Regions from separate parts of the Homo sapiens genome. Here region 1 is linked to region 2. A link is a loop called in an ENCODE intact Hi-C map of the cell type or tissue named here. Cell type or tissue: IMR-90. All regions are shown on one strand. Each heading gives the region's core, and the rest is flanking DNA. Links, peaks and the distances in the headings are about the cores only.

What was found. Peaks named below come from ENCODE experiments on the same cell type or tissue, not always from the same donor. Only the 100,000 strongest peaks of a DNase experiment are listed, where the experiment ranks them.
Region 1: it touches region 2 in a loop (2.1-fold over the local background); 1 of 110 quality-filtered maps calls a loop at or near these places.

Annotation. Positions count from the first base shown.
Region 1 is chr7:34,996,926-35,013,699 of GRCh38, reverse strand. DPY19L1 (dpy-19 like C-mannosyltransferase 1) reads left to right here. Exons shown (of 22, transcript NM_001366673.1): 4 at 1-132; 5 at 2,250-2,370; 6 at 3,139-3,232. Among named protein-coding and RNA genes, the nearest start is that of DPY19L1, 32 kb to the left of the region's middle. RefSeq lists a silencer at 9,344-9,942. In IMR-90, for the core only: no CTCF peak of the experiment used is centred there; DNase peaks (open chromatin) are centred at 9,859 and 10,299; H3K27ac peaks cover 1,205 bases.
Region 2 is chr7:34,932,361-34,949,134 of GRCh38, reverse strand. DPY19L1 (dpy-19 like C-mannosyltransferase 1) reads left to right here. Exons shown (of 22, transcript NM_001366673.1): 15 at 1,434-1,505; 16 at 3,419-3,468; 17 at 6,496-6,520; 18 at 7,251-7,370; 19 at 8,808-8,982; 20 at 9,760-9,859; 21 at 11,016-11,141. MIR548N (microRNA 548n) reads left to right here and starts at 8,301; the gene lies at 8,301-8,375. LOC102724723 (a long non-coding RNA gene) reads right to left here and starts at 6,909. Exons shown (of 3, transcript XR_001745166.2): 1 at 6,829-6,909; 2 at 3,999-4,089; 3 at 527-706. In IMR-90, for the core only: no CTCF peak of the experiment used is centred there; a DNase peak (open chromatin) is centred at 9,874.

The sequences.
Region 1 (16,774 bases), core at 5,475-13,474, 65 kb before region 2:
TATTATTCCTATTTCAAGACTATTGTGGAAGCACCCTCATTTTTGAATGGAGTATGGATGATTATGAATGATAAACTGACTGAATACCCCCTTGTCATTAATACATTAAAAAGATTCAATCTTTACCCTGAGGTAAGGTACTTTTTCCAATTGTGATTTTTCACTTTTGTAAAAACTTTTTTGTATTAAACGCTGATTCTAAATCTAAGATATAATTCAATATATTAAATTGTATTTAATTTTTTAAAAGAAAATATGTATCTTGTGGAGGAATATGTAAAAAAGATCATTACTGATTTTGAGGAGAGGGCTTTAATTCTGTGGGGAACTGTTGATTTGATTGCATTGTTTAGAAAATATAAAAACTAGATTTGGTGTGCTTACAGGGATTATACCAAGGGAGCGCTGTTACTTTTACATGTCATTTGTTAAATGTTTTCTTCCCTTTCCTCATTTAATTGAGTGCACTTTCTTGAGTGGGAGTGGAGGGAAGGTGAGCCCAATCCAGCAAGTGGAGATGACATTTGGCCTCTCCTTTATCCTCCTTGCAAAACTATAAATTTGTTGATGTGGAACTCTAGTTCAATAGAATATATATTTTAATGATTTTGTCAGAAGGCTTTCCAGATAGATATTGAACTATCCACCAGCAGTGTTTTTGAAACTACTTATTTACCTGCATCTTTGTTAATTGGATAGACAAATTGGTCACGTGATGTATTTCATTCATTGATTTTATATATATATATCAGTGTTCTCTATATATGTATATATAACACACATACATATATACATAATGCATTTTTACTTTTAAAAATAATTGCCAATTCATGCCTTTCATCTATATTTCTGTTAAAATTTTATAAGTTCATTTATTATATACTGGATATTAATATAATGCTATATAATGAAACATTTTCCCCAGTTGTTTGCCCTTTAGCTTTGTGTATGATGTCTATGTATTTTTTTCTATACAGAAATATATCTTTGAATCTTTTTTGTCTTTTATACATACATGTAAAAAACTTCATTTTTATAATCATAATTTTTTTTAATTTACATTTTTAATTTATCTGGAATTGGTTTTGATGCATAGTGTGGGGTAGGAATCTAACCTTGAATTGTTTTTTGAAAATGTATTGTGTGTAACCTAACACTGATGAGGTGTCCATCCTCTCTCCACTGATTTGAAGTAAGCTTTTTTCTTTATATGCAAAATTATTATACATACATGCTTGCACGTGTTTCTGGATTTTGTGCTCAGTATTGCCTTAGGTTGAGGTCCTGGAAAGTGGACTTTGAGATGGAGATTTGCATGCAGGAAGTAGTCGAGGGAGTGTCCTTAGGGCCAACACCTGAAGGGGGATGAATGAAGCAGAATGAGGTAGGAGGAAGAGGAGAGCTTTGATACAGTCACTGTGAAGGCCTCATCCAGTCCCTGGGCAGCTCTGGATCTGGGATGGCTTTGCAGAGTTGTCCTACCTTGTGAGAAGGGCCCCTGGCCTTGATGTCTTTCCCTATTGACTAGTCGGTCATCAGATGCAGATTGCCCGTGGGTAGGGGATGTCACCTTGAGTGAATTTACTTTCTTCAGCCATGGGCAGTTCCCATGGAGGGACACAGCTTCAAGCTTTCAGGCACCAGTCTTCTAACCAGCTGGAGGAATGAGTGCCTCAGCCCGGAAGAGGGAATCTGGGGTGGCTTGCCACCGCTTGTACCATGGTTATTGATCTGTCTAGCCATTCTTGTGCCAGTATCACACTATTTTAATTATTAAAAGTGGTAAGACTTAATATCTGTTAAAACATTCCCTTTAATTTTCTTGTTAGTTTTCTAGATACATTTTAGACACTTGGAATTTTGACTGGAATTATTTTATGTTTATGAATTAATTTGAGGGAGAATTCATATCTTAAATAATTCGGTCTATTCCAGTAGACCCAGTATCTTTTACTTGTGCAAATCTTCTTTTGTGTCTCTTAGTAGAGTTGTAGAGCTTTTGAAAAACATAAATTTAGCACTTTTTTTTGGCCCATATTTTGTCCTTACCCATGGATGAACAATTGAAAACTGACCAGTGAAGAATCTGCCTAGGAGATTCTGAGCCTTGTTTTACTACATTTAAAGGGAGCCAAGTGGATGGTATGGAAAGGGAAAATATGGTAATTGTCAAAGTATCTCAAAAGTATTCTAGTAATGAAAATTGTTTAGTATATTTTCTTAAGATGCCTCTGTATTTTTTAAAATAGGTAATTTTGGCCAGTTGGTACCGGATTTATACCAAAATAATGGACTTGATTGGTATTCAAACCAAGATATGTTGGACGGTTACCAGAGGAGAAGGACTCAGTCCTATTGAAAGCTGTGAAGGTAAGTTTCTTTCTGTAATATTGTCCAGTTATCTGTTGTAACATAATAAACTTATCTAGCATAATAAACTTACACTGTAAACTTAGTGGTATAAACAACACCCATTTTATTATGCATATATAGATTCTGCAAGTCCAGAATTTGGGCAGGCTTTAGCGGGGCTGGTTTATGTCCATGATTTCAGGGACCTCTGCTACTAAGACTCAAATGTCTGGGAAGGCTGGAATTAACTGAGAGGCTACATTGCTCACATTTTGGCTCCTGGGCATGGAGGACTGTGAGGCTGAGCTCAGCTGGAACTCTCAGCTGGGACACCTACATGTGGCCTTTCGGGGTGACTTGGGCTTTTTGAAAGCAAAGTACCTCAGAGTAGTAGTAAGGCTTTTCCTATGGCAGCTGAAGGCTCCAAGCTGGACACTGTATGACCTCTTATGACCTAGCCTCAGAAGTCACATAGTGTTGCTTCTGCCATACTCTGTTGAAAGAGTCACAAGCCCAATGAAACTCAAAAATGGGGGCTATAGACCCCATACCTCCAGAGGAGGCGTATCAGTGAATTTGCAGCCCTGTTTTAAAACCATCATTGCTAATTACCCTGGTCTCATCTATGTTCTGCAGTAGTGTTGTGTTTTCATGTGGGAACCAAGGCAGCTATTTAATATATCTGGCAACCATTTTCAAAATGAACACAATTTAATATAAATTGCTAGACACGTAAGGTAATTTGGGTTAATGTGATTAGAACATATGTTTTGTTTATTTTTAAAGGATTGGGAGATCCTGCTTGCTTTTATGTTGCTGTAATTTTTATTTTAAATGGACTAATGATGGCATTATTCTTCATATATGGCACATATTTAAGGTAAGAATATTTTAGTATGTGTTTATAAGATATACTAAAATAAAATAGTTGATTAGTTAATAGTTAATCATTGATTAATTTATAGTTCAGTTTTATGAAAATATCCTAAAATATCTTATTATCATAAAATTCATTATTTGCATGATTTCACCACTGCCATGGCCCATCACACTTAAGATAGTTTTAGAGATGTAAATAGAATTGGGAATACTTGATAAATTTAATTACTTTTTTTTTTGAGACAGGGTCTCACTCTGTCACCCAGGCTGGAGTGCAGTAGTGTGATCTCTGCTCACTGCAACCTCCGCCTCCTGGGTTCAAGCGATCCTCCCACTTCAGCCTCCTGAGTAGCTGGGACTATAGGTGCACGCCACCAAACTCAGCTAATTTTTTTGTATTTTTTGTAGAGACAGGGTTTGCTATGTTGCCCAGACTAGTCTCAACTTCCTGGGCTTGAGTGATCTGCCCATCTCAGCTTCCAAAGTGCTGGGATTACAGGCATGAGCCACAGTGCCTGGCATAAATTTTGAATATTCATAGGCATTTGAACATAAGCAATATATATTCCATATATTGTTATGGAATATCTAATATATTGTTATGGAACAGTATATTCCATTTGCTGTATGTACGTGTATACGTGTGTGTGCTGAGATGTGTGAAGTCTTACTTCTTACTGTAGTTTTGGTGTAAAAAAAGTCTGTAGACTACTGCTTAAGGTAACATGAGGGAGCAGCTTTTACCTTAGAGCATTTGGGTCTTTCTAGATGGCTGTCTGTGGTTCTTCTTCCAATGTCAATGGCTGTAGATGGTTTCAGCTCCATCCAGTATATATTGTTTACATAAAATATAAGGGAAAAGACCACTCATTATCAAATGATATTAATAGCTCTTTATTAATGTTAAAGTAGAAGTATCTTCTATGTAATATTTAGAAGTGTCTTCTGTACAATATTTAGTATCTGACCTGATTTACTTTACAGTTGAGCAGCATTCCTAAAACTAAAAGACTAATTTTTTAAGGCTTTTTATGTTTACTTCTTTTTTGCCAATTTATTATTCTGTATATATGTTTGAAGTATTTTACCTTGAGATTATCTTTAGAATTTTCTTCCTTGCTGCTTATTGATTCTTTGTAGTACAGAATTATGAGAATTGTATATGATTTTCAATTTGGGATAATGAGTTTGAATTTGCTATTATCGCATTATCTCCTTTCCTTTGGAAGTGTGGCATTTTCAGTTTAGTACCTCAAAGATGTGTTGAGTTTCTAGCCCACCGTTTGAGTATCTAGCAGTTACTTGATAAGCATTTGTCAAAAGAGGAAGCTGTTAGAAGATCAATGTAAAATATATTTGCATATAGATTTAAGACACTTTGATGTTACTATTTCTGACTTAGGTCTAAGAAAATTCTTTTGTTTAATTGGGGAGACTAAAATAAAAATGCATGATTAAAAGATGATTGTGAAAGATTTTGTTTTTGAAACAAGATGCAGGGAAATAAGTTAAACCAAAAGAATATGGTAATGAGAAAAGGAGGCTGACTTGAGGGAAAGTGGGCCTGTGTGCTTGCATCGTAATGAGCCAGAGGGAGAGAAACTTGGTGGTGTCTATTCATTTTGCTGAGTACTGCCCATCTGTCTATGGGTAGCTTTATTACATTTGGGAGATTAGATTTTACATAAGAGAAGTTAAAATATGAAACATGGCATTACTGCTAAGCTGCTAATCTGCACTTATGCTACCCTTTTTTTAAAAAAATATGGGGTCTTGCTATATTGTTACCCAGGCTGGAGTCTAGTGACTATTCACAGATGTGGTCACAGAGCACTATAGCCTCAAACCACTGGCTTCAAGCAGTCCTCCTGCCTCAGCCTCCCAAGTAGCTGGAACTACAAGTGTGTGCCACCATGCCTGGCTACTTTTTTAATTGAAAGAAGAATTTGTAAACATCCGTTAAAGCATTCACATTTTCTTGTAATGCTTGTTATAACTGTTTTTTCAAAGGCAGAAGGCACAACATCTACTGAAGAGAATAAAAGTTCCTGGTTTTGGTTGAGGGGTTTTTGGTGGTTTTGGCCCTGACCTGACCTAACCCTGTGGTGCCTGGTAGACAGTTTTTTGTCTACATGGGAGATGCATATTCAGTTGTTCAGTCAACACACACTATTCATACCAAGTAGTTTCTTAAAACTCTGGGCTCTGAGAGCATGGGAGTGCAGCAGGGTGTGTGTGAATGGAAGATAGACAGGAAGGAAAAATTAAGTGCTTAGAACTTCAGAGGCAGGAGAAATTTGTTCTGCATGGAGGGGCTACTTTAGTGTGACCTTGTAGAATCAGAGGTATTTGAATAGGTGGAAATAAACCATGAAGATAAAAGCATACCAGGGAGAGACAAAGGCCAAAATCTAGTATGTGGAAAGCAGGTAATAAGCAGATCAGTTTTGCTGGGATGCATGTTCTTCAGGGAGTGTTGTGGAGGATTCAGATTGGAACAGAGGTTGTGCTGGATGATGAAAGGCCTTGGTAACTGACTGGGTTGAAACCTATTCCAAAGCAAGTGAAATAAGTACAAAAATTGACCAGTATAAGAACAGGATTCAAGCTGAAGTATGATCTCATAGAACACTTGACTTTCCCCAGTCCCCAAAGTCAAGCAGTGACTACTTCAGCACAGTGTTTGTCAAATTGCAGGGCATCACTTATTAGAGAGTTTTAAAATTGATTCAGTGGGTTGAGCCCATTTCATTTTAGATGAAGAAAAAAAAATGCTGCAAAGTAAATAATATCATATACCACACTAATAAGGATAGATACTATTTAGAGAAACTTCTATTTGCTATAAATATATATATACACACACACACACACACACACCACACGTGTGTGTGCTGAGTTGTGTAAAGCCTTCTTACTGTAGTTTTGGTGTAAAAAAGTCTGTAGACTACTGCTTAAGGTGGCATGAGGGCAGCTTTTACCTTAGAGCATTTGGGTCTTTCCAGATGGCTGTCTCTGGTTCTTCCAATGTCAGTGGCTATAGCTTGTTTCACTCTGCCCATTTGACTGCTTTGTGCTTTAGCTGGCCCCTTCTGTGTTACCCAACTCTTGGACCCCATGGTGGTCTGCACTAGCAGCACATGTTTTCATTTTTCCAGCTTTCCTTTTGTGTTTGTGGGCTTTTTCTTAACCCGGAACCATCTCTTTAGCTCTATTCAAAGGCATCGTTAACTGAAGGTTCTTTCCAAAATTGATCCTGATGTATATTATTTTGAATAGAGTCTCTTATCACTTCTTTTCTATCAGTGTTTTTCATTGCATTTTTGTATGTTTTTTGACCTGAAGTACATTTAGAGGTTTCAGATTACTAGTTAGTTCTTAATATTTTCTTCCTTGATGGTTAGTCACCCTTGTAATTTTATGAAAGGGATAAAGCTGCAGACTTCTTAAAATATGGGTTAAAAATAAAGAGGAGGGTATCTAAAGTTGTTTTTAGGATTAAAAAAATAAATTGTATTATGTACTGAGAAATAAAAGTTGAGATTTGTCTAGCAGGTTAGAAATTTGCAGGCAGATTGACTGTGACATTTTAAATTCAGAAGTATATTTGTTTTGAAATAATATACATATAAGTTTTTAGAAGCCAGGTAAGCCAGTCCATTTCGCCAGAAATGGAAGAAGGGAAAATAGAAAACAGGCAAATGGTGAATGGAGCCAGGCTGCCAAGCTCTAACTTGAGGAGATGAAGTGAGATCTGTTTTGCAAACACAGCCTACTCATGGTATAATTCTTTTTCTGGAATTCTCAGTATTTTAGTATTTTTTTTAAAATACTCATTGTTAATTATTTTTTGAAGCTGTATTGATTTATACTTACGTTATGTATTTCATAAGATACCCTGATATTTCTTAGCCACAGACTAACAGTTTCTGAAGGCCAGTTTCTTAAGACCCAGTGTGTGGAAATCTCTGTTCTGCAAGTAAGAAGGAGCATTGGTTGTTGGACAGTTAGAACTTTCCCCCTAGTTTCTTCTGGAGGAAATTCATATATGCTTAAGTTTCTCTTATTGATAAATACAAAAAACTTTTGGTGTTGGACTCTAAGGCAGATATCAAGCAGGTGATACTAAAACTTTTATTCTTTGCACTTTAGTGTGATTTTAGTATTATTTTGGAGTTCGGGGTTAGCTAGGTTATGGTGCATTGTTGAGGAAGAATAGATTGGATAGTGTATTAAGCTGTTAAATAATGTATATGTTTAACAGTTCTCTGGAAAAATACATATGTCTATAAAGTTTATTATAAATTTTACTGCTATGTAAGGATGAGTGCAAACAATAACAGGGTTTATAAGCAGGAGATTTTTTCTTTCTCTTTTGAAAAGGGTGCCAGAAATACTCTGACTAGCTGAAATAAAAGAGGGAGTACAATACTGAGATACAGAGGCCTGGTGGAATCAGAGAATCATCGAAAAAAGTGCCTTTGTTTAAGGCTCATTCCTTTGTAGGTATTAGATTTATCCCTACTGGCTGCCAGTTCTTTGCCTGTTGCTGTCCTTCAGGCTTGCTTTCCTGGTTCCTTCCCATCCGCCTCAGAATGTGTTCATCCCTTACCTTCTCTCTCACATGACAAAATTAAGACAAAACTTTTTTTTTTTTTGAGACGAAATCTCACTCTGTTGCCCAGGCTGGAGTGCAATGGTGCGATCTCAGCTCACTGCATTTTCCACCTCCCGGGTTCAAGCAATTCTCGTCTCAGCCTCCTGAGTATCTGGGATTACAGGCGCGCACCACCACACCTGGCTAATTTTTTTTTTTTTTTTTTTTTTTTTTTAGTAGAGACAGGGTTTTACCATTTTGGTCAGGCTGGTCTCAAACTCCTGACCTCAGGTGATCCACCCACCCCGGCCTCCCAAAATGCTGGGATTACAGGTGTGAGCCACTGTGCCTGGCCAATAAAACTTTTTAATTGGACTTCCCTTGGGTCCCCTTGCTACCCCCATCTAGTCTCCCACCCCTTCCTCCTCTCCCCAGCAGCGAGGCCCTGGTCCCATTCACCTCTCCCACTGCTCTGCTTGTGCAGCTGCTTACTTAGCAGCCCTGCCTTTGATTGCTTGATTTGTTTTGAATCTTAGGATGGTGAAATGATGCCTGAAACCACTCAGGGTTTTCACAGACCAGGCCTGTGGCTGGCCAGAGAGGACTCTGGTGCTGTCTTTTTGAGCTTCATTTCTTTGTATCGTTCTCCCCTGATTACTGCTGCCTCTGTCTTCAGAGTTCCTACTACTCTCCTTAAAACTGGAGCTGAAGAATAGACAAAAATTCCTTTGCCTAAAATAAGAGAAATATGGTAGAATTATAAAAGTACTTAAGTTGATTTTTAGATCTTATGTTAGACTCTGAGTTCTTTCCCATTCAGTATCCTATCTGAGGTTGCCCCCAAAATAACCCATTAGATTTTTAGACTCTTCAGCCTTTGATTCCATTCTAGAACAAGTGCCATCTGAGGAGGTCTTCTGGAGAAAACAGTGGGCAGTGAGTGTGGCTGATGAGTCATCCTGGGGGAGACAGAACAATGCCCCTGCGGAGTGTCTCATTATTGACTGACAGCTGCCCAGTCACTGCTGCCTACTTGGACTTTTGTTTATTGTATCCCATGCAATACTTTTACTGGAACTTTACTTTTAAATTATCCCTTCAGTTTATATTGAGGATCTTATAAGAAACAGCTGTGTGAAATTTCTTACTTTATTTTATGCATTGCTATCATATGAGTGTATTATCTATGACCCAGTAAATAAATAACCAGTAAAATACTTTTTTATGTGTAAAATGTTATGACTATGGAATTGTGTAAAATCTTTATATACATGTTTAAAGATTAGTAAAATGAATACTTATGTACCCATGACACAGATTAGAAAAATAAATAAATTATCAGAGCTTTCATACCCTTAAAATTCCTTCTTAATACATTCTCTTTCCTTCCCTCAACCCTCAGAAGAAATGACATCCTAACTTTTGGACCAATGTTTTCCTTGTTTTTCTTTATGATTGTGCCACTCATGTGTTTACCCTTAAATATGGTGTGTTTAGTTTTGAAAAACTGAGTATCAGGCACAAACCTAGCTGCTTAAGGGGAGGACACTATTGCCCTTGTTAGATGAAAGTTCCCAGAAGAAGAGAATTTCTGAGTCATGGTCTTTAGGTTCCCTGAGGGAACTTTCTGAGGCTGTCAGGAGCGCAGCTGAGCTAGGGGAGGGAGCTGAGCTGCCAGGTATTGGAGTGGCTGGTTAAAGCGACAAGCCAAAAGTGAGAGTTAAGCCTTTAATCATTTACTGTAATGGTATACGTGAGATGTGACGATCAGGATGTCTCACCCCCATCAAAAGGGAACAAAAGGCTCCTGTAGTTTATGGTTCTTGAAGTGATGGGGCAAAGGAGAAGGGCTAGGAGCCAAAGAGTGCAGAGTCTGAGTCAGAGTGGGGAGCGGCCTGTTCAAGGAGCCCCTCTCCGCCAGGCCACAGCAGAGAAAAGGACCAGGAAATAAAGGTGCCTGGGCTAGGAAGGCAAATATAAGAAGAGCTTTATCACCCAGAAGTGGCTGAGTCATTGACTGCAACTCCCCTGAGAGACTACAGTACACTGGCTCTGCACCAAGCCTGGTGTGTGAAGGGCTTCTTTTCCCTGTGAGGCCTGTCAGGCAAAGCCTTGCATATGGCCAGGCCTGAGAAATCCCATATAGGTTTTCAACCAGGAGCCTGATTCCTCAGGACATCAGTAGGCAACGTCATGAGCCTGGGATAAATGTAGGACTCAGTCGGTAGGGACATCTGGCAGAAATGTAGTGGCCAGGTACTGAATATCCAGCAGAAATATCATGAGGGGAAGAGCTGTTCCCTCTTTCTAAATTCACCACTGTTTACCCTGGCTCTCTGGAGCATATCAAAGCAGAACAACTTCTGTGAGTGATATAAGTGTCTTTAACTGATGCCAGCAGTAAAGTATGTGGAGCCAAGATAAAATACAGACAAGAATCTGGTCCAGGCTCATCCAGGCTCACACAAATAAAATGTGGAGATTTTGGGCATGAGTCAGTACTTGGTTCTGGACTGGCTACCTTCCATGGTTTGTGTACATCTGTCCTTTTGGCATCCCATTGGGATTTCCTTGACTGCTCTCCCCTGTTGGATCCCCTGTGCCCTTATCCTGTTTGTTCCTCTTTCTTGGTTTATTTTCCCTCTTTGGTAGACCTCATCTTCTAGTAGGTAGGTCTTGAGAGTAGATAGCTGGGAAGTAAACATTTTATGAAACTTTGCAAAATGTGTTTATTTGCTTTCGTATTTGGTTCACTGTTTGGCCGAGTGTTGAACTCTAGACTTGAAAACATTGTTGGTTGCTGGCCGGGCACGGTGGCTCACGCCTGTAATCCCAGCATTTTGGGAGGCCGAGGTGGGTGGATCACAAGGTCAGGAGATCGAGACCATCTTGACTAACACAGTGAAACCCCGTCTCTACTAAAAAATACAAAAAAATTAGCCAAGCGTGGTGGCGGGCACCTGTAGTCCCAGCTACTCAGTAAGCTGAGGCAGGAGAATGGCGTGAACCCAGGAGGCAGAGCTTGCAGTGAGCCAAGATTGTGCCACTGCACTCCAGCCTGGGCGACAGAGCAAGACTCCGTCTCAAAAGAAGAAAAGAGAACATTGTTGGTTGCTTCAGATGATGCTATTCAGATGTTCCTAAGTTATTCAAATTTCTAAACCTTTGTATGTGACCTTTGCTTCCCCTTCCTCTCTCTGGAAGATTGTAGAATATCTTCTTTGTCTCTATGGTTCTGAAATTTCAGAGCAATATGTCTCAGTGTAGATCTGCTTTCATGTGTTCTCTTGGACACTTGATGGGTTGTTTCAATCATGCCTTTGATTTCTGAGAATTTTCTTGAATTATTTCTTTACTTATTTTATTCCCTTTGTTTTCTGATTCAGAACTTTTGTTTGGATGTTTGTAGTTTCCAGTCCTCTAATTTTCTTTTTTTTCCCCCCATTTTTAAGCTCTTTGGCTTTGTTCTACATTCTAGAACATTTTATCAGCCTTATTTTTTCCAACCTTCTACTGAGTTTTTATTTTTCATTATCATGCTTTTAATTTCCAAGAAGTTTTGTTTGTTCTATAAACATTCCTTTTTAAAAAATAGTATTTTATTTTTGTTTCTTGGATTCAATAAATATTCTCTCTAAGGGTATTAATGATGTTTTTACCCTCCCAGAATAACCTTGGCATCTTCTAGCTTGTGTGTGTGGGTTTTTTTTGTTGTTGTTTTTTGTTTTGTTTTTTTTTTTTTTTTTGAGCTGGAGTCTCGCTCTGTTACCAGGCTGGAGTGCAATGGCACGATCTTGACTCACTGCAACCTTGGCCTCCTGGGTTCAAGCAATTTTTTCTTGCTTCAGCTTTCCAAGTAGCTGGGACTACAGGCACGCACCACCACACCCAGCCAATTTTTGTATTTTTTAGTTGAGAGGGGTTTTTACCATGTTGGCCAGGATTGTCTCAATCTCTTGACCTGGTGATCCGCCCGCCTCAGCCTCCCAAAGTGCTGGGATTACAGGTATGAGCCACTGTGCCCGGCCTAGCTTGTTTTTTTAAACATCCTTTGGTCTCTACCTTCCATGTTAGGTGCCTTCCTTAGATGTCTGGCAAACTTAGGCTGTCATGATTAAGGCTAGAAGACCAAAAAAAGCTGTATAGAAGCTCTAAATTGTGGGTGGAATCTGTTAAGGTTGAGTTTTTATATAGTTTGAATAAATGATGTGAGCAGAACTTAGAGTGACTGCCAGTTCTTTGGTTTGCCTTTAAATGTAAAAGAAAATATAAAGTAACAGAGGTCTTTTAGGGTTGTAAAAGGGAGGTGCAGTGTTTTATTAGGTTAACTGAAATGGAAGATTATAGATGATTTTTAAAGAAGTGATTGAGTAGAGGGAAGAACACCTAAATGAGTTTAAGAGACTCTGTCTTCTATGTGAGAATGGAATAAGGTAGTGTTTGCAAGTGACCCAGAAGAATGCTTGCCTTCCAAAATATTTTTTGATTGAATAAATTAATTAATAATAAAATATTGAAAGAAAAACTTAGCTTATGGTTGCCATATATGAAAGGCACAATAAAAACATATTATCTATCACATAAGCTTTACTAGCGTTTACCAATTTAGGAAGTATTTTTCCAATGGACTCATTCTGAAGCTTTCCTTCTGCAGATTCCAATCTTCACTGAAGACTGTTTTTGATTGCAGAAGTTCAGTTCATGTATGACGCTTATGTGCGAGGCTCTAAACTCTTTACTATCAGAAACTCATTTAATCCATATGGTTTTCCCATGAGATAGGTAAACCGCTTTATAGATGAGGAAACTGAGACACAAGGATATTAAATAACTTTTCCGAGGTCACAGAGCTAGTCACTGGCAGAGTAGGGATTTGAGTACCAACAGTGGCTCCAAAACGTGTGCTCTACTGTCTCTGAGAATACATTTTAAGTGTTCTTTCCACAGCAATTAAATTGTCTGCAGCTTTAGTTAATTTTTGTTTAAAGATCCTGCATAATGAAGAAAAAAGTGTTTATTTCATTGCCAAAGTAAGTGGTATTTATATTTCATAAAAAGTTTTACTTAAAATGTTTTAAAGATACATGACACTAAGAAGGATCTAGACTTTCCGTTCTCTTTTCTGTTCTGATGTTCCAGAATATTACTGTTCTGTAATAATTCATTTCCGAAGGATTCTGAGGTCCCAGGATTTTGCTGTTCTTCAGCTGATATTTCTGTATGCATTGTTTTGGTTTGATAGGTGGAAGTTTACTCTTTCTAATATTGCCATTTTTCAGGATCCTATTGTGCTCCATTTTTAGCTGTCATACATGTAATTTTATAATTATTCTAATAGTTTCCTCAGTTAATTTTACTTAGACTCATTTATTGAACTAACGACACATTGGAGGGAAAGGTAACATACTGCATGTTGGGGGGCGGATTCTTAAATGTCTGCTTTTGTGATTACACATTTCCCCGACTCCTCATTCTCCAGGTAAGATGACTGTAACTCCATACCTTCGCATGATCTGGTAGTTTGTAGTTGGTAATTTCAGTATGGAAAGTTTTTCTTTTTTTTGGAAGGTTTTTCTTTAATGGTTTTCAAGCCAAGGTTAAAATATACTGTATTATTTCTTTTGGTGGTGAATACGAACAGCTATTTTAATGTTATCTGGAACATTTTTATGATTTGTTCCTTAGAAGTATTTTTTGGCAAAGATCAAGAGGTCTCCATGTAAGTTAATTGAACAACTTTCTTTCTATTAATGTGCTCTACAATGGGTATGTTAGTTATTAGTATGTTTTTAAACTGAATTTTCACTGCTTTGTATATACATGCATATCTTTTGGCATTATTCAACTTTTTATAATCAAGTACGTCAGTGGTCCCTTGCCCCATCTGTCTTCCCCACCCTGTGTATCCCTTTGTCTAGGGAAAGCCACTTTCAGATCTTTGGAAACTCAGCAATTCTGATACGTAAAACCATAGTCCGCAGTTACATTATTATGACTGTAAAAATATTGCTTACTGCTGAATTAAGTGGTATAAATAATTGTTTATTTGGTAACTTAAAATTTTTCCTGTGGTTAATTATTGCTAATATTTTGTTTTCCTTGGTGTTCTGTATGCTGATTAATTCCTCTCCAGATCTACAGCTGAACTGTAAACACTTATTTTGTACTTTGTCAAATGTATAAAATCCATTATTTCAATTCTCCCACTCCTATCCCCTGGGGCCTCCCTCCTGGAGCCTCTGTCTCTGGTTCCATCCTAGACCCGTCCTTCCCTGGGCTTCCGTTTAGCGATTCCCTTGGAGTTTTGTTTACCACCATCCTGAGAATTCCCCTTTCCTCTCTTGCATTGGATTCATTGTGTTTTGGACCCCAGGTTGGTCTCTTTCTGGTCTGTTTCATCCTTTTGAGGATCATATCCTCAGGTAATTTCCAAGAGAGTCACAGAGATAATTTTAAAATACATTTGTCTGACATGTTTGAACATTTCCTTTTTTATTTTTGTACTCAATTACTGGTTTGCCTGGTTGTTGATTTTTATTTTTCCTCAGACTTTTAAAGGCTTTGTTCGACTGTATTCTAAGATGGAGTGTAGCTTTTCAAAAGTCTGGTGCTATTCTACCATTAGTTCCTTTTGTGTGTGGCTAGTTGTTTTCCTCTGGCACCTTTTGGGTTCATCTTTCTCTCTTTAGTCCCGTAAAAGGTCATGATGTGGTAGATATTATTTCATCCTTCTCATCGCATACTTTGTGCGCTCTATCTGGGCACTTACTTTCTTCACTTTGGAGGAAAACTTTTTTTAGTATTATTTCCCTAATGACATTCTCTTCTCCATTTCTTTTTTCCTGTTTTCTTGAAAGTTAGTGATTGGATATTGGACTTCTTGAAGTCGAATTTTCTCAGGGTTTTTCTCCCTTATTTTATTTTTACATTTTATTGTCATTTCTGTTAGATTTCCAACTTAAAGAATCTTGAGTTTGAAAATTTCTCTGCCTGTTGCATTGTCTTTGTTACCTCTAGGTCCCCCTTCAATTTGTATTAGTTTCTATTTTTCACATTGGAAGCTTCCATCCCCACAGCCTGCTGATTCCTAGCTTGACATTTGTATCTAAGAATGAGGAGCTGGTTGGAAGATTGCAAAGTGGATGGGTCTTAACTGACTAGTGGCTTTTATTACAGCATGATGAGGGTGTAAACTGCTTTGTTTGGGGAGACCCAGGCTCCTTTCATCTTGTTGCTTTTTCGTTTACCAGCCTCAGCTGCTTCTGCCTGTGGCCAGAGTCCGGGAGACATATCTGATTCTTCACGTCAGTGCAGAAGTGACACCCAGTGCCATTGACTACTCCTCCCCCTCACCCCTGGTCATATGCAGACACTTATGCATGAGGGCTGAGCACACACTTTCTGAGGCAGGGTCAGTGTTCCCTTTTCCTTACTTCATCCCCTCTCTGGCGATGAGGTCGCTTTTTGAAGAGAACTTAAATGATCTTTTTCACGAACTCTACATTTAATGGGGGCTGCCCAGAGTTCCTGTGGCCCCTCTGATCTGTTCCTGATCTCCTCCCCCTCTTTTGAATTTTTACCGTTGTCTCTACCCAGTTCTTCATTGTTTCTGAGCTTTTGTGAGAAGAGCCTGGACGTCCTTTTGTAGACATAAGTAGTCAGCAGAAAATGCCTTTTCTTCCACATAAGGAACCAGCTAGTCAGAGGACAATACCTTCATCTTCCAATTTTCTGTTCTCTGTTATCTTCTTTGGTCATTGGAGGTTCAGAGTGGTTTCTCTGATATCTGAGAGATTTTTTTAAGCTGCTTTATTTCTAGATATGTTCCAGAAGCCCTGAGGGCCTGGATGATTAGTCTGTATGTCAAAGCCCTTTTTAATTTTGCTTGATGTCCCCCTTTACATCTGGAGTGAATAGTCATCATTAACACAGTTAATCTTCCTACCTTCTCTTCCCGTGATCCAACCAAGTTGCCTATGAAGTATTCTTAGGCTCTGTAGCAGAATGGAATAGTGTTTTGTATTAGTTTTCCACTCTTCCACTGCCCTCTACCTGTTTTAAGGAAAAGTTGAATTTCTTAAATTTTATGCCAGTTTTGCTTCCATTATTTTGCATGATATTTTCTTATTCTTTATTTTAAAAAAATCAAGCATTTGCTGCTTATACAGGCTGGATTTTTGGCCAAAAAACACATCTTAAATAGGCTGTGAATCTACCATCTCAAAGTTTTCCAGCTACTTTTTTTTTTTTTTTTTTTTTTTTGAGACGGAGTCTCGCTCAGTTGCCCAGGCTGGAGTGCAGTGGCGCGATCTCAGCTCACTGCAAGCTCCGCCTCCTGGGTTCACGCCATTCTCCTGCCTCAGCCTCCCGAGTAGCTGGGACTACAGGCGCCTGGCACCACGCCCAGCTAATTTTTTTTTTTTTTTTTTTTTTTTGTATTTTTAGTAGAGACGGGGTTTCACCATGTTAGCCAGGATGATCTTGATCTCCTGACGTTGTGATCCGCCCGCCTCGGCCTCCCAAAGTGCTGGGATTACAGGCGTGAGCCACTGTGCCTGGCCTTTTTTTTTTTTTGAATTAATATTAACTTGGCCTGCTAACATATCTTTAATCAAACCCATTTGGTCTAGCAGTTGTGTATGAATATTTAAAAGATAAGTATTTTTATTTAGTATGCATAAATTGATGAAAGTTGTTGGTTGGCAATATTGGCATCTTTTCTCCAAAACCTTCCCCTTTTTATGTCTTCACTCTCTCAGCAAATGACACTTCTGTCTACTCTAATGCCCAGCCTGACCTCTAAGAGATAGCCATGACTTTCCTCTTTCCTCTGTAATCCAAGGAGTCACAAAATCCTATTATTACTGTCCTGCTTCAGAGTATCTCTGGCGTCCTTCCACTTCTCTGCCAGCCCATCCTCCTGGGATGACTCTGCATCAGCTCATG
Region 2 (16,774 bases), core at 5,662-13,661:
AGTTCGACAAGCATGTATATATGTGCATTTTTAACACCATCCATGTGGTACTGATTAATTATATTATCTGTGTCACTCCTTCAGAGTGGTATGTGTATGTATATGAAACTGGCCAACAATACTCTATTGACATGTTAGTTTCCCTCATGATCCCACTGTGTTAGCCCAGTGTCCAGAGTTCCAGACCAGTGGATGAGAGGGCACCACACAGGAAACTTTTATCTACCGGCCATTTGGAGTTGAGTGTGTTCTGCAGAGGTACTGTTTACTCCAGTGGCCTGTCAGTCTTCATTTATTGTGTTCCGGCAAATGGTTTTGACACACAGTGGCTGACAAAGGTATATGAGTTTTAGTGTTAAACCTGCTGAAACAAACAAAGGAAGCATATCTTGCAAGACATTGAAATGCATGTTCATAGGGGTTCAAGACTCCTTCAAATATTAGAGAATTAGGATGTGGTGAAGTTGTTTAATGTTATTGAGAACATCATACATACTGCTACAGTCTGAGAGTATTAAACATAAGCTATGTGATGAAAGAAATAATTTATTGAGACATAGCATGACTTCAGCTAATTTGAAGAAAATAGCAAAACTGTTTCCAGCATACCATTCCTCATCACTGTAAGTATCTTAATTCATAGGGACTGTGCTGTAGAGACAGAGTACTGTCAGTTCAGGGAACATATGTTCCAATTATGGTACACCTATACAGTGGAGAAGAGGGGAAAATTTAACATGGTATTTCCTAATATGATATCATACTGACATGGAAAGATGCTTAAGATATATAAGGGAGTAAACAAAATGATATAGTCTTATTAACCCATAATTAACACACATAAAAGTAAAAAAAGTATAAAAGCAAAATTTTAACAGTGGTTTTTTGGGTGGAGAGATAATTGAGAGGTGCACAGGCTCACAATGTGTAGGGCTTTGTTATTAAACTTATTTCTATTTTTTTTCTGCTACTAAAGAAAATGTAAAAGCCTTTTGTTCCCCTCAAACATAGATCATTATTTTGTTTATGCGTGAGAAAGTGTGTGTGTGTGTGTTTCAAGGATAATATTTTTATCCCCCACAAAATATACAGGAAAAGCTTATTCCATTTAAGGAGCTTTACATACCTTAGATGAATATTAAGTTGGTCTCTCTAGTTAGATAAGTAGCATGCAAAAAGTGAGCAGTAATCTCTTCAGTGACATTTCACACTTACAGGTGTTTGGGTACTGTATTTTTAGTGTTTCAACTCAGCATTTTGGGGAAGTTCATTTCTATGGAAATGCACCTTCCTTTTTATGATGGCAGTCAGTGAGTAGATTGGTGAATGTTCATATTTCTCTACTTTCAGAAATTTACCTATTTCATTATTTGAAATGAAATTTTGTTTGGTTAAAATGTTTCCTTCTAACAAAACATCTCTTTGAATTTCAGACTCCACTGAGATACACAAAGACATTATTGCTTCCAGTTGTTCTTGTAGTGTTTGTTGCTATTGTTAGAAAGGTATGTCTATCACTTAAGAGCTCTTTCTTATAATAGAATATTTTCTTGTTTTTACATAGTAGTCGCATATACTTGGCCACATTTATCTGATACAACGTTTTGTATGGGCTTACTGTAACATATTCTATGTTTTCTTAATGATAGCTTTTGATAGACATTTATATAGCTTCAAAATATTCTATCTGCTAGCATAAAACAGACATCAGAAAAGGATGGCTCAAGTTCCGATAGTCATGTATTTTGGAAGGCATGATCAGAGACCATATTGACCCAGATACAACTTGCCTGTGTAAATTATTACTGGCTTTTACCTTTAATGTAATATTTCCCTAAAATATTTAAAATATACCTAAGTGATTTGTGCAGTGTGCAATAACTCCTGGATTGTGTTTATTATTAATCAGAAAGAAAAAACAGAGTATTTGCAATGTGTTGATGAACTAGATAAAATGTTTAGGTCCCCAAGTTGGCTTTGACGATAAAATTCAAAGCCCAGATATAAATAAGATCAAAGCAAGTGTGATATTCCCTCTCTTTTTTTCTTTAAGAATTGTGCACTCTGTAACCAAATGTGTCTTAAGAGAATGAACAGAAGTTAATCTGTGATGGAAAAAGAGACGACAGACCTTAAAAGTTTCCTGATACGTGGCCAGTGATTTCTGTGTTAACACAATGTCATTTATTTGTAGAATATTCTGTATTATAACAATTGTTCATATTATATATTTGTACTCTGCTTTGTATAGAACATTTTCACATGAGTATTTAAATTGGTTATTCAACAGCCCTATGGGGTAGACAAATGTTATCTCCATTTTAACATACAGAACTGAAAGATCAAAGATGTTGTTAGGAGCCTCGCATCATGTCCACTTAAAAGCAAGGGAAGAGTGAGACTCGGGCTCTGCACCTTCCCCTATCGTTGGGCTATGTCTGGTATTCAGCTGTGTACTCCGACAGCACTTTTAATCTCTAATCAGTTAAGAGTCAGTTCCTGCTGTGTGCTAGGCTTTGTGTGTGCTTTGCACTTTTGTATAGTTTATGTGGGTTTGCACCTAGTGGGTACTCAAAAAATACTAAGCATTGGCCATCCAGAACATATGCAAAAGACAGCAACCTGAGTGGTGAGAGATGATGAAAACTATTAGCTAGGCTGTTTCGTTTAAAGAAGAAAAGATGTAGATGGAAAGCGGATAATTACTTTGAAATATGGTAAAAGCCTGTGCCTTGAAAATAAGGTTACACACAATCTGGCTCCTTAGAATCATGGCCAATTCCAGGAGGTATGACTTTTGACCAGAACTGATCTCGACTGATAAGGAAAGTGTTATAGATTCAAGCAGCAGCTGGTGGATTCTAAGGGCTGGATTACAGCCTGTCATCAGTGTTGTAGAGAATATTTGTACTGGAGATACGATTTTAGATTAGATGACCTCCTCATTATTGCTGAATATGAAAGCACAGTGACTGTGTTTTGAATGCTTCCAGCTGTGATTATCAACCTCTGAGCCAGCTCTCCAGTTTTCTGAGTGCACTGTTAAGAAGAGGTGTTGCCAACAACGTTGGCATGGTGGAAGCAGCGCTGAATGTGAATTTGAAGCCAGAAGATCTGGTTTCAAGACTGCAGTGCTTCTTAGTAGTTGTCTACCTACAGGGCAATCATTTAATCCATATGAACCTGTTGCTCATTTACAAAACGAGGATGATATAATCTACCCAACAGGGTTGTTGAATATTAGCTTTGATCAGATACTATACAAATATAAGATTATGTTGTTGTGATTATTATTTTCTGAGTTATCTCTATACTTATATTTTCATTAAAAGTTATTTTACAGTTTAGAAGATACTTTATTTAAAATATCATTTTTCCCAACACAGCTTTTCTAAAGTGTTTCAAAATCTATTTACAGATTATTAGTGATATGTGGGGTGTCTTAGCTAAACAACAGACACATGTAAGGTAAATATGCTATTAAGAATTTTATTACCTCCTCTGTTCATTTATTAAATAGATATTTACAGTGTATTAATTGTATACTTACATGTTGTGTACCTAATATTTGATAATTGATGTTTTTATTGTGGTCATTTCCCTTCCTGGCATTTCTTCTTATTTCCTATCTGTGCAGAACACAGCACATCACTTATTCATCCTTCAGATGTTATCCAGTACAGTCTGACAGTAGCCCTGCACATAATCTACACTCAAAGGACACAGTTTTGTACTTCATTTCAGCAGGGAAAGTAAATTATTACGTGAGTGGTTTTAGGACCAGTGGACTGCCTTTTTGGAAATGAGCAGGGAAATATAAAACTGGATTCATACCTCACTTTTTACAGAAAATAAATTTCAGATGAACCAGAGAATTATGTATAGGAAAAAAAAAACCCAAAATTAACCAAGAGGGTTTGTTTATAACCTGAGAGTTAGAGAGGCCTATAGCATGCTTGGTATTTTCCACCATCACACCCTTTGTCTTACTCTCTTACCATTTGTCACCCTTTGTACTTAAATGTTGATGTGTGACCCGTATCTCCTGAAGGGAGCGATCATTTTTGTTCAACAGTTTATATACAGTGCCTGCAAGATAGTAAAGGATAGTAGTTGAATGAGTATTTACATATGACTAATGAACATGAAAAGGTAGTCTTGATCCTATGGTAAAGCCATTCAGGTTAAAGTGAAGACCTTTTCACTTCTTATATTTCTAAAAATTAATAGTATATCCAATGCTTGCAAGAGTGGGAGGTAGTAGATGGGAGGGAAGTTTGGCAATACACAGTAAAACATATAGTGGGCCTGTCCTTTAGCCCTGCAGGTTCCACCAGTGCAAGTGTACCCTCTAGAGATGCTCACAGAAATACAGAGATGATGGGGAGAGATGCCTTTTGTAGTATTGTGTGTTATGTGAGAAATGGAAACATCCAAAATATCTACTATGATACATAGAGTGGAATGTTAGGCTATCTTTCTGGAAATAGGTCCAGTATACATTATTGAATTTTTAAAATTGCCAGTGTGTGTGTGTATAGGATAATTATACTTCTCTTTAAAATTTAGAGATTTTTATGTGTTTGTGCATAGAAATGATCCGGAAAGATAAATCCTGTAATTATTAAGAGTGGGATTAGAGGATGGAGTGAAGGTAGTTTTAACTCTACTTTTATTCTTTTGTGGGATTTTGGGGGGAGAAGGATTGTCGAATGTGTATGTATCTATATTTTCTTTTTTTTAATTTTTCTTTTTTTTTTTTTTTTTTTGAGACAGAGCCTCACTCTGTCACCCAGGCTGGAGGAGTGCAGTGGCACGATCTCGGCTCACTGCAACCTCCGCCTCCCGGGTTCAGGCGATTCGTCTGCCTCAGCCTCCTGAATAGCTAAGACTACAGGCGACCACCACCACGCCCAGCTAATTTTTGTATTTTTAGTAGAGACGGGGTTTCACCATATTGGCCAGGCTGGTCTTGAACTCATGAACTCGTGATCTGCCTGCCTTAGCCTCCCAAAGTGCTGGGATTATAGGCATGAGCCACTGCGCCTGGCCCTATATTTTATTTTATAATTTGAATATACACACCCTTGTATTATTCCCTCACCTCCAAGTCTCTGCCAACATAATGATAAATTATTGCACATACTCCTGAGAGAATCCTTGTTCTCATTTAGAAACAATTTACTGTAACATATACAGGTATATGTTTATACCTGTAACATTTGAGTTGAGGGCTAAGGGGGAAAGAAAAACGTTCTGGTTTACAATGCCGAAATTTTTCATTTGAGGTGAAATTATTTTTGAAGAGCTCAGGAAGAAGCTACAAAGTTTCAGCTGTAGTATGCAACTCTGGAAGAGGAAGGTGGAACTTCTCACAGAAACAAAGCTGTCCCTTCAAGAGTAATAACTCACCTATAGAAGTAATTATAGGAAACCATTGAGCTTCATGGAGTTGTCAGTTCAAATAGGATCAGAGCTCTTTTTTGGAAGAGGAGTGGCATGTTGACATTTTATTTTGCATAGCTACCAAAGCCAGTGTAAAAAGGAGAAGAGTAGGACATAAATTTTAACTATCAAAGACATGAATGCCAATATTCTCTTTACTCAAAGACCCAGGAAGTAAAGTGGGATAGAGACAGCATGATGTAGTAAAAAGTATATTGGCTCTGAAGTCAGTCAGAATATAGTCCTGGCTGCCACTTACTAGCTCTGTGATTCCTTTCCTTGGCTGTAAATTGGGGTAATAAATGGTTGTAGGATTAGAGTTAATGGAATGTACTAAGCATATTAACATTGTAAGTACTCAACAAATGGTAACTGATAGTTTTTACTTGGTGTGAAAGAAGAATAAAGAACTGTTTCATCTCCTTCACTAGCCCCTTATGTGTCCTGAGTTTGCTAATATATCAGTCTTTTTGAGGCTAGATTCTCAAATTAGATTATATGCTACCTGGATTAACAGTTTATTGATACACTTGTTCATTCATTAAAAATGTTGAGCTCTAAGTGTCAGGTATTACTCTAGGTCTTGGGAACATATCAGTGCTTAAGAAAGAGAAGGTGTGTGTTGTCAACTCACACATTTCTGTCTCTGACCCAGACTTCTCCCTTGAACTCAGATTTACACATATAACCACGTATTTGTTATCTCTACTTGGTTGCCTAGTGAAAATCTCAAAGGTTTTTTTCATTCCATGCTTTGCTGGGGTATCACCAGTGAGGGAGCTGGGACACCACCGTGTGCCTTTGTTGTCCTAATAAATACCCATGTAGTCAAATAGGATATAATACAACATTGTCATTCTTCATAAATTTTCTTAAAATAGTATAGCACCAGTTTTGGCATGTGACTTTTAGTTATTTTGATTTGCCTGTGTGTGTCCTGAGAGAATGTTATAGAAGTTGTAAAACTCCTGTTTGCAAGATGAAAATGCAAATATATGACGTAAGTGCTTCAATAATGAATTGATGGCAATATATTTTTTTCTGTTCCAGAAAACACCAGTTTGATCATGGAGAGGTAAAGACTTAATATGACTATAATTTTACTTATCTTAAAGTTGCATGCATTTGGACTTTCCTTTCTAGTTCCAGTTTCTAACTTTGTTGGCAATTGTCAGCAATCATCTTGAAAATAGCCTGTTATGTGTTTTTATGAGAATGCTATATGCAGATTCACTGACTATTCATTTGTTAAAATTAACTAGGAAACTCATATGTTCTGCTCTGATCATCTTTACACTAATGGCAGTTGATTTCTGGAGCCCATTTAGACATATGTATGAGGTGTCTATTGCATGATTGGAAATCACTTTCCTCTCTGCTCACCTTGCTTGAGGCCTCAGAGATGTGATTGGTTACTGCTCCCATCTCCTAGTTGTCCAGTCTGGTTTTGAGGGCAGTTCCAAGGTGGAGCCCTCAGATCTTGAGGCAGCAGTCATTTCTTTTACCACTGTCTTTTCTTGGTCTGATGGTAGCATCAAGGTTGATTAAAAAATGTGGGCTTTATTAACCACAGGTTTGACTCTGAGAATCACAGAAACACTTGCCTTAATGACTTTATAATTTTAGCCTTCCACTAAAATGGAACAGTTTGAAAGTGAATTTTAAGAATTGTTTTCGAAGTTTCAGAAACCTTAGTAGTATTTTTTGTTACTAAGGAGAACGTACCCCTTTCTGCATATTGCCAGTTTAGTATTCTTAAACTTCACAAACAGTAGGAGTAAAAAACATTTTCTTCTTTCTTTCAGCTGGTTTACCATGCATTGCAATTGTTAGCATATACAGCCCTTGGTATTTTAATTATGAGACTAAAACTCTTCTTGACACCACACATGTGTGTTATGGCATCACTGATCTGCTCAAGACAGGTAACATGTTATGTTGGAGTATAGCTACTATGATAATTTTAGCCTTTATTATTGAGTGGCCCTAAAATAATGAATTACAAAGTCTTTTAAGTGATTATAGTTAAAGCTCTTCATGGTTTTGTACTTATCTTTCTTAAAGGGTAAGGGCCAAAGCTGATCATTTTCTATCTTTCTAAAGATTTAAAATAGTTGTTGGTGTACAACTAATACCGATTTAGTACAGACTGAGTTCATGAGTGATTACTGCAGGTGCTGATAGAAAGCAGAGCTTAATTGTACAAATAATAACTTTTTTTGTTTTGACATTCATATCACAAAGAAATCTAATAATTTCAGGTTATAAGTGCTTGAAAATTATATGTTCTTTTTTTAGTATCAAACTTATTTTTTTTTCAGTTGGTGCAATTTGTGTGCACATTCTTGACTTGTGCTTTTTAAAATTTAGTTTAAGCCTTCCTTGGTGGTTTGCTGCTTATTTTTCCTGGATAGCTGCCTCCTTGTTCTGTATTCACAGATTTATGCTTCTCCATAGTGTCACCTTTCCATCAGTCAACCAGCCTAGGTACAACAGCAGCACCTCCCTTAGACGTAGCAGATAGTCACTAAGCACCTACACTGCGCACTCTAGGGATGGAGGAGAGAGTAGTAGACAGAAAAGTCAAAAGCCAGTGTTTATAAGCCCTCAAGAAACTTGAAATCTAGCTCTGTAGACATGTGGAGAAAGATCAAGAGAACAAAGTGTTGTTATGGAGTGTGGACTATTTGGATGTGGAAAAAATTAGCCAGCCTTGAGGTTCCCAATCAGTATGTTGTATTATGTTAGAAAGGCACTACTTTCTACCTTTCTGACCCCTTCAGGCTGGCACAGGAAAGGAGGCTGGTTGGAAGCCTTTAATCTTGAGTCTTATCCCACAGCATGACTGATGATATAGGTTGGTGCAAAAGTAATTGTGGATTTTGTCGTTAAAAATAGCAAAACCCGCAATTACTTTTGCACCAACCTAATAGAAAGTGTCACCCAGGGCAGGTTTTCCAAGTGTGGGGTTCCTGCTGGTCACACAGGACCTCACATTCAGGACCCTGAACTTGATTGAATGTTTGCTGCTGCTGTTTTGAACGTCTTAATTTTTTAACAAGAGACCCCACATTTTTGTTTTGTACTGGGCCTTGTAAATTGGTTGTGGCTTTACTTGAATCTGGGAGTAGTGAAAGCAGGTTGAGAAAAGAGCTTCCTACATTGTGTTCCACTTATATGAGGCTGATGGTAGAATCCTTTTGATCCCAAAGATTATTATTTTGGGGCTTTTTCTTTAGGATAATTAATCCTTTATTTGGGACTCTAGCAGAGGCCTTATTCTTCTCTGGGAAGAAGTTTTGCATAACAGATGCATACTACTTATACTAACAATTACCAATGTATTCTTAATTTGGTTTCAGCTATTTGGATGGCTCTTTTGCAAAGTACATCCTGGTGCTATTGTGTTTGCTATATTAGCAGCAATGTCAATACAAGGTTCAGCAAATCTGCAAACCCAGTGGAATATTGTAGGGGAGTTCAGCAATTTGCCCCAAGAAGAACTTATAGAATGGATCAAATATAGTACTAAACCAGGTAAAAAAAAAAAAAAGAAAAAAAAAGTCATATTATTTAGCTGTTTTTCCCACAATTTTATATACCACTGCAAACTCTTAAACCCTAGTTACTTCCACTGATCTCACTCTTTCTATGCAATGTTGCTTTTAGAATATCTAAAACAAAGGAGATATCAATCCTGTTTAAATGGTTTGCAGGGGAAATGTTATACATATGTTCTTAGTAATTTATTCTGCCATTTTTTATAGATTTTAATTTTTTCAAAATTTATTCACAGTCATAAATGCCACATTTAAAATAATTTTTCCTGTGCTTATTTTCTTAATGAATTTTTAATATTAGTCCTTCACATTCCTTCTTGAAATAAACTCATGGAATGTGACATTTTATTCATGTGTGGAAAGGGAGACTTTGTTGTCATCTGAGTATCAAATGATTGAATACTAAATCATCTTCCAGAACTCCTTGTTACTGTAAAGCTTTCCTAGTCCATTTGATACTTCTTTTTTAGATTCAGGAAAGATTTCTAAGATTTTTTCTTTAAAGAAAGAAAGAAATCTTTAATGATGAGATGATGAAGCTCTGTTTTCCAAGGAAAATAGTTTACCCAGGCCTGGCTGCCAACTGCTACTTTATCAGCCATCTGACTTCATGCTAGTTCTGCCATTGAATCTTGAAGTCATGAACCTGCTGGGCTTCCGCTCTGTTACCTGTGAAATAATTGATTTACACTTGAAGGAGACACCTTCTCGCCTTCACTGAGTGTCTTCCTGAGACATTCCTCTTGCCTTCCAGATGCAGTGTTTGCGGGTGCCATGCCCACGATGGCAAGTGTTAAGCTCTCTGCACTTCGGCCCATTGTGAATCATCCACATTATGAAGACGCAGGCTTGAGGTCAGTGCACAGTCTTGCATCATCAAAACAAACCTCCCATGCAAACAGACAGTGAGTGGAGGACACCAGCAAAGTAATAAGGAATGTTTCAAAAGGATATGATGAACTGAGGCTTATCGAGTCAGGGAGCAGAAAGCTGAAATAAGACCGCTAAGCTCTAAACAAATCCGTTAAAGCTTCACAGGGCAGGAAAGTGACAACTTTGGGGGCTCTCTTCTCTACCAGGCATATAAACGAAGTCATACTATAGCACTTTCCCACAGGTTAACAGGGCTCTAAAATGTCCAAGTCCTTTTCATCCTGTAACTCCCTGGGGAGTTTAGCTTAGAGTGTTTATTAAGGTTTTCTCATAGGTGATTTTTCTTGAGTTTGGAGAAGTCATTTGAAATAGAATCCCATTCAAAGAGGAGTTTATTCTGGTTTTCACCAGTATAGCCTGTTAGAATGATCTTGGGTGTTTTATGTTTTTTTAGATTTTTTTGAGACTTTAAAAAATAATTTAGAGATGTGTTGTCCAAATTTTTTTTTAAAAATTTAATTTTTCTTGCAGTTTCTAAGGCAGGTGAAGCTATTCATTTTCTAAGTGATTAGGTGAATCTTATTAGCATCTTCTTTTTCATAACAATGGCATGTACATTCACAAATAAGCTTTTTCATTAAAAAATCAATCTCATCAAGCTAATTTCCAGACCAATTTTGTTAAATAAGTTTAGTTTTTCTTAAATCTAGAAATAAAATGAAGAACCATTTAATGTGAATTATTGTTGATGTCTAAGTTGGGACTGTTGCAGCTTCACAGTAGTCCTATAGTTGTGTTTGTTGTAGTTCATCCCTGTTCACACACAGGGTACCTTACTCTTACATGTGATAGCGAAGTGAAGAATTTAAGACAAATAAATAAGTGAACAAACACAAAGAGACCAAGTTTGGGAATGTAGGGGTGTGTTAAAGGTCACCCTCTTCTCCACAACTTGTCCTCCTCCTGCCTTCTGCTTTTGACCTCACTGATGCCCCTTAGCGGGAACTTCCATGGGGAATTTCCTCCTGACTGGATTCTTCTTCATCGTCTTCTAGTCTAATTCAGTGCTTTCTTCCAAATGTGTTATTGTATCGTTTTAGTCTTGAAAATTTTATGCCCAATTATTTTTCTTTAAAGAGCCAGAACAAAAATAGTATACTCAATGTATAGTCGGAAAGCAGCCGAAGAAGTGAAGCGAGAACTGATAAAGTTAAAAGTGAACTATTACATTCTAGAAGAGTCATGGTGTGTAAGAAGATCCAAGTGAGTATCAACACAGTTAACATTTTATAATCATAAGACATGAAGGTTAATTCAAGCACATGGCACATGCTTTGCTGGTGGCGGGGGTGTGTATATAACATAAAGTATACATGGAAAAACTTCTTCTTTTTTTTTTAAACAGGCTCTCACTCTGTTGCCCAGGCTGGAGTGCACTGGCATGATCTGGGCTCACTGCAAGCTCCACTTAATTTTTGTATTTTTAGTGGAGATGGGGTTTTGCTGTGTTGACCAGGCTGGTCTCAAACTCCTGGCCTCAAGTGCTACTCCTGCCTTGGCCTCCCAAAGTGCTGGGAGTACAGGCGTGAGTCACCACGCCTGGCCTGAAAAAACTTTTTAGATAATGATTTGGAGACTTTCTTTTATAGTCTTTATAAATATCTTTTTTTTTTAAATAATGATTTGTATGTGTATACTACCTTAAAGAGATTTTATTGGCACTAGTTGATAATCTCCCAAATTGTTCATATTTGCCTTTGATGTTTTAAAAGAAACTTTTATTTAAAGTTGGATGTATTTTCTTTCAAAAGACTTCCAGGGTCTGAAACCAAGTAATGGGGAGTCTCTTTTGGTGAAGTCAGGCAGCTGAGCACCAGGGGTCACATTATCCTTACTGGGTCTCTGTGCTACACCATGTCCTGTCGATGGATGGGATACCCTGTCAGCAAAAACTCAGAATGAAATTTTTCTTTCCTGGTGTTTCACATCTTACTTGAATGGGAAAATGACTCTACTGTGACCCACTTTCTCTTGGGTTTATAGTTTTTAAGTTTCTATTTCCACAGAGATGTTTACTAAGCTGAGTATAGCTCCAAGTGACAGTAAGATCTTCAAAGCAGATGTGAATCTAAAGCTATCTAGAAATGTGGCACGTAAGTGACTGGACACCAGGTGACAGTAGCCTGCTTTTAAAGTACCAAAACATTCACTTCATGAAGAGCACAGTACAGGAACAATTTTATCAGAAATAAACACTATTTTATGGAATAATAATATTTTTTAAATTCTTACTATTCTGTAACTAAACAAAAGCGTTCAAGAGATTGCTATATTTGTGGCTTGATCACACTTTCCCACCATATATTTCAATGACACATATGGTATTAAGACAACATTGTTAAATACTGAGTCGTGAGTGAAAAATAGTTCTGTGACATAGTATCTACAGCTTTGCTCACAAGGAAACTAAAATAATTGTTGATTATAGAATGATTCTCCTATGAACGTGTGCTACGTGGTTTGAATTCAGTCAGGATTTATAGAAAATGTTATTTTGTAATAATTCAGAAAATGTTTTAAGCGTTTGTGAATATGTATATGAAATTCACATACTCACCTTTAACATTGTTATATAAATTTAGGACAGAAAAGTTCTAAGCATCTCATGACGATCTTAGGAAATTATATGAAATGAATGATAGGCTGACATTTGCAATAGGAAGAACTCAGTTCTTAGCATAGCTTTCTACCAGAATGGGGATCTTCTTTATTTCTTTGGGCTTCACTCTCTTGAAACAACTGTAAGTTACTGGAACATAAAAATAATTTTCGTAACCTTTTTTCTCCAAGCTAACAATGAGCCTTTGAGAGTTCATATTCTGCCTAGACCCCTGCATAGAGTTTGAATATGTGAAAGTTGCAGAGGCTTTGTGCTGTAGAGTGTTGGGAGAGCTCCCTGGATTTGCATAGCTCTAACAGTCTCATGTTTGGGTAGGCAGAGCACTGTTTTACCCACACAAGAAGGGATATGAAGGCAAATTCAGGATGTATGGCAATAAACTTTGCACACTAAACAAAATCAGCAGACATTGAACTGACTTCAAGTCACTTACGAGCAATCAGACTGAGAGTTGGGGTGCAGAAGAGGGTGTGCTGGATTTCCCCATCTGGACCTTGACTTGCCATTTATTGTGTCTGTCACAGCAGGAGTTGAGTGGGAGGAAGCTACGAAAGTGACTCTCTCATCTGTTTTCCCCACTCATTAAAACAACACTCTCCATCTAGTACAAGATCTAAGCCAGGCTGATGACACACTGTCAGGAAACCTTGGACAGGTCCACTCTGCTTCAACCTTGACACAAAACAAAAGCTGTGCTTTCTGTCCTGACAGGGAAGCAAATGGGGAGTTCAGATAGGAGAGGAAAGTGAAGAATGACTAATATTTATCTAGTGTTTACATTTAGAGTAGGAAGTTTCTTGACAAAGCTTTCTGCCTGGTTTGGGACCTTCCTTATTTCCTTGGCCTTCACTCTCCATTTCAGTTATGATCAGCCTGAAACCCCTGTAGATTGCTGGGACGTGAAAGTATGTTGGAATGGGGGAAGCAGATGGGGAACTCAGTTAGGAGAGGAAGGGGAAGAGGGACCAATATTTATCTAGTGCTTAATCTGTGCCTGGCAATTGGTGAGCACTATGTTTAAATGATCTCATTTACAAGTGGCTTAATTGTATGGCTTGATTATTCCTTAAATATTTGACACTGTGTTTAAATATAAACACTCAAATATATTTGCATGCAAGTTGTAGATTAGTTTTAAATTAACTACAGTTCTCTGCTTTCTTTTACTCCAATAATAGAGTTGACATAGAATACATGTATTTAGAAGGAAATTATTCAGATTTTCACTAATGCTATTTGCAGATGGCTGGCCTGGGGAAACCTTGGGAAACTCAGATGAGGACTAAATAGTGTTGCACAAGGCAAACAGAGCTCCCCAAGACAGCTGTTTGCCCTCTCTTTTTCCTAAAAGCTGTTGAACTCAGGAAAACTGTGGGTCGTTCTCTACTTTCTGTGTGTCTCACTCTCTGCCACCGTGGGCCCTCAGTGTTGTAACAGTTCAGCCTTGACGTGTATGAGAAAATTACAAGGTAGAAAACCCATGCCCAGCCATATGATCATAGGTGTTCCATGTGAGTAGAAACCAGTGTCAGCAAAGGTGTGCAAAAAGTGTGCACTTGAGCCCTCTTCATGGGAACACTCACTGGCAAAACATTTCTAGGGGATAGTTTGATGAAGGGAAGGTAAGAAAAAAATTGTGCAGTCCTTTGGCAGAGTGATAATGTTGCCTCTAGAGCAGGGGTCTCCAAGCCCCCGGCCATGGACCAGTACTGGTCTGTGGCCTGTTAGGAACCCAGTCTCACAGCAGGAGGTGAGCGGAGGGTGAACAAGCATTACAGCCTGAGCTCTGGCTCCTGTCAGATGAGTGGCAGCATTAGATTCTCATAGGAGTATGAACCCTATTGTGAACTGCACATGCGGGGGATCTAGGGTACGTGCTCCTTATGAGAATCTAATGCCTGATGATCTGAGGTGAAACAATTTCATCCCAAAACCATCGCCCCCACCCTCCAGCCCATGGAAAAATTGTCTTGCAGGAAACCAGTCCCTGGTGCCAAAAAGACCGGGGACCGCTGCTCTAGAGGTTTAGTTTGCAGAAGGGAGCTCTGCACAAGACTGTTTGTAGCTGCATTGCTTTATAATGGCAAAATGGGAAACAATTAAAGTATCTGTCTGTAAAGAATTGGTTAAATAGTACATATGAGAACTAGCAGCTTTTAAAAACAGTAGAATAGATCTTTATGCACTGAGATGGAAAAATGGTTCCACGTTTTATTGTTCAGTATACAGTCCCAGAATAATTCCATTTTTGTAAAAACAACTCAAGAGCATCTGCCAGGGTTTTCCAGAGGGACAGAACTAATAGGATAGATGTGGCCGGGCGCGGTGGGTCACGCCTGTAATCCCAGCACTTTGGGAGGCTGAGATGGGCAGATCATGAGGTCAGGAGATCGAGACCATCTTGGCTAACACGGTGAAACCTTATGTCTACTAAAAATACAAAAACTTAGCTGGGCGTGGTGGTGGGCACCTGTAATCCCAGCTACTCAGGAGGCAGAGGCAGGAGAATGACGTGAACCTGGGAGGTGGAGCTTGCAGTGAGCCGAGATCACACCACTGCACTCCAGCCTGGGCGACAGAGGGAAACGCCATCTCAAAAATAAAAAAAGGATAGATGTATATATGAAATGGAGTTTATTAAGGAGTACTGACTCACACGATCACAAGGTGAGGCCCCACAATAGGCCATCTGCAAGCTGAGGAACAAAGAAGCCAGTCTGAGTCCCAAAACTTCAAAAGTAGGGAAGCTGACAGTGCAGCCTTCAATCTGTGGCTGAAGGCCCAAGGTCCCCTGGCAAACCACTGGTGTAGACCCAAGAGTCCAAAAACTGAAGAACTTGGAGTCTGATGTTCAAGGGCAGGAAACATCCAGCACAGGAGAAAGATGGAGGCCAGAAGACTCAGCCAGTCTAGTCCTTCCACAATTCTTTTGCCTGCTTTTATTCTAGCCATGCTGGCAGCTGATTAGATGGTACCCACACAGATTGAGGGTGGGTCAACCTCTCCCAGTCCACTGACTCAAACATTAATCTCCCTTGGCAACACCCTCACAGACACACCCAGAAACAATACTTTGATCCTTCAATCCAATCAAGTTGACACTCAATACTGACCATCACAGCATCTATGTATATAATGATATCTGTGTCTGTATGTGTGTCTGACATTGGAGAAAGATACAGCAGATAGCAAATATTGTATGTTCTCACTTATAAGTGGGAACTAAGCTACCAGGATGCGAAGCATAATAATGGTACGGACTGTGGACTCGGGAAGCGAGGAGTGGGGTGAGGGATAAAAGACTACACATTGGGTACACTTTACACTGCTCTGGTGGTGGGTGCACCAAAATCTCAGTAACTGCCACTGAATAACTTATCCGTGTAACCAAAAACCACTTGTTTCCCAAAAGCTATTGAAATAATTTTTTTTTTTTTAAAAAGGTCCAGCAGGATATATGCTGGATTGTTTATAGAAGTCACCTCTGAGAAATGCTATTGGAGATGATGGTGACTTTCATTTCTTAAAATGTATGTAGGTCTATATTTTGATACTTTTATAATGACTGATTATTATAAATTAAAGGTGTTATTTAAAAAGGGAAAATGATGTACATACCTGCTACGGTGTTTGCCTCATGGTGGAGAGTGAGGGAGGGACTGCTACTAAACATAAGAGGGACTTGGGAATTTTTTTCTCTTATTTAAAAATAAAAAGGGATGCAATTATGACAAACATGAGCAGTTGTCAATTCTCTATAATTTTCCCATGTTTTTCTGTTTTTTAAAATTCCTCAAAAGGTAGATAGCAGCATCCAACAGTTATATCCATAAAACTGTTCTTGATTTAAGATAAATGGTACTGTTATTTTGAAGGACTTATTTAGGCAAATGTCATATGCCAATTTATAAAGATATGTTGCTTTTGAGATTTAATTATGTGTTTAAGATGTATGCTCAACACTACCAGAATTTCTTTAAATTGATTCATTCTAGAATATCGACTGTCCAATTTAAGATGTTTTGACCTACTGATTTTTTTACTTTATGACAGTGTTAAAGCCATATGCATTCAGTAGAAAGCATATTTCAAATACCCATACAACCATTCTGTTTTTCAGTGTCAGTACAGCATTCAATAAATTACATGAGATATTCAATGTTTTGTTGTAAAATAGCATTTGTATTTGATGATTTTGTCCAACTGTAAGCTAATA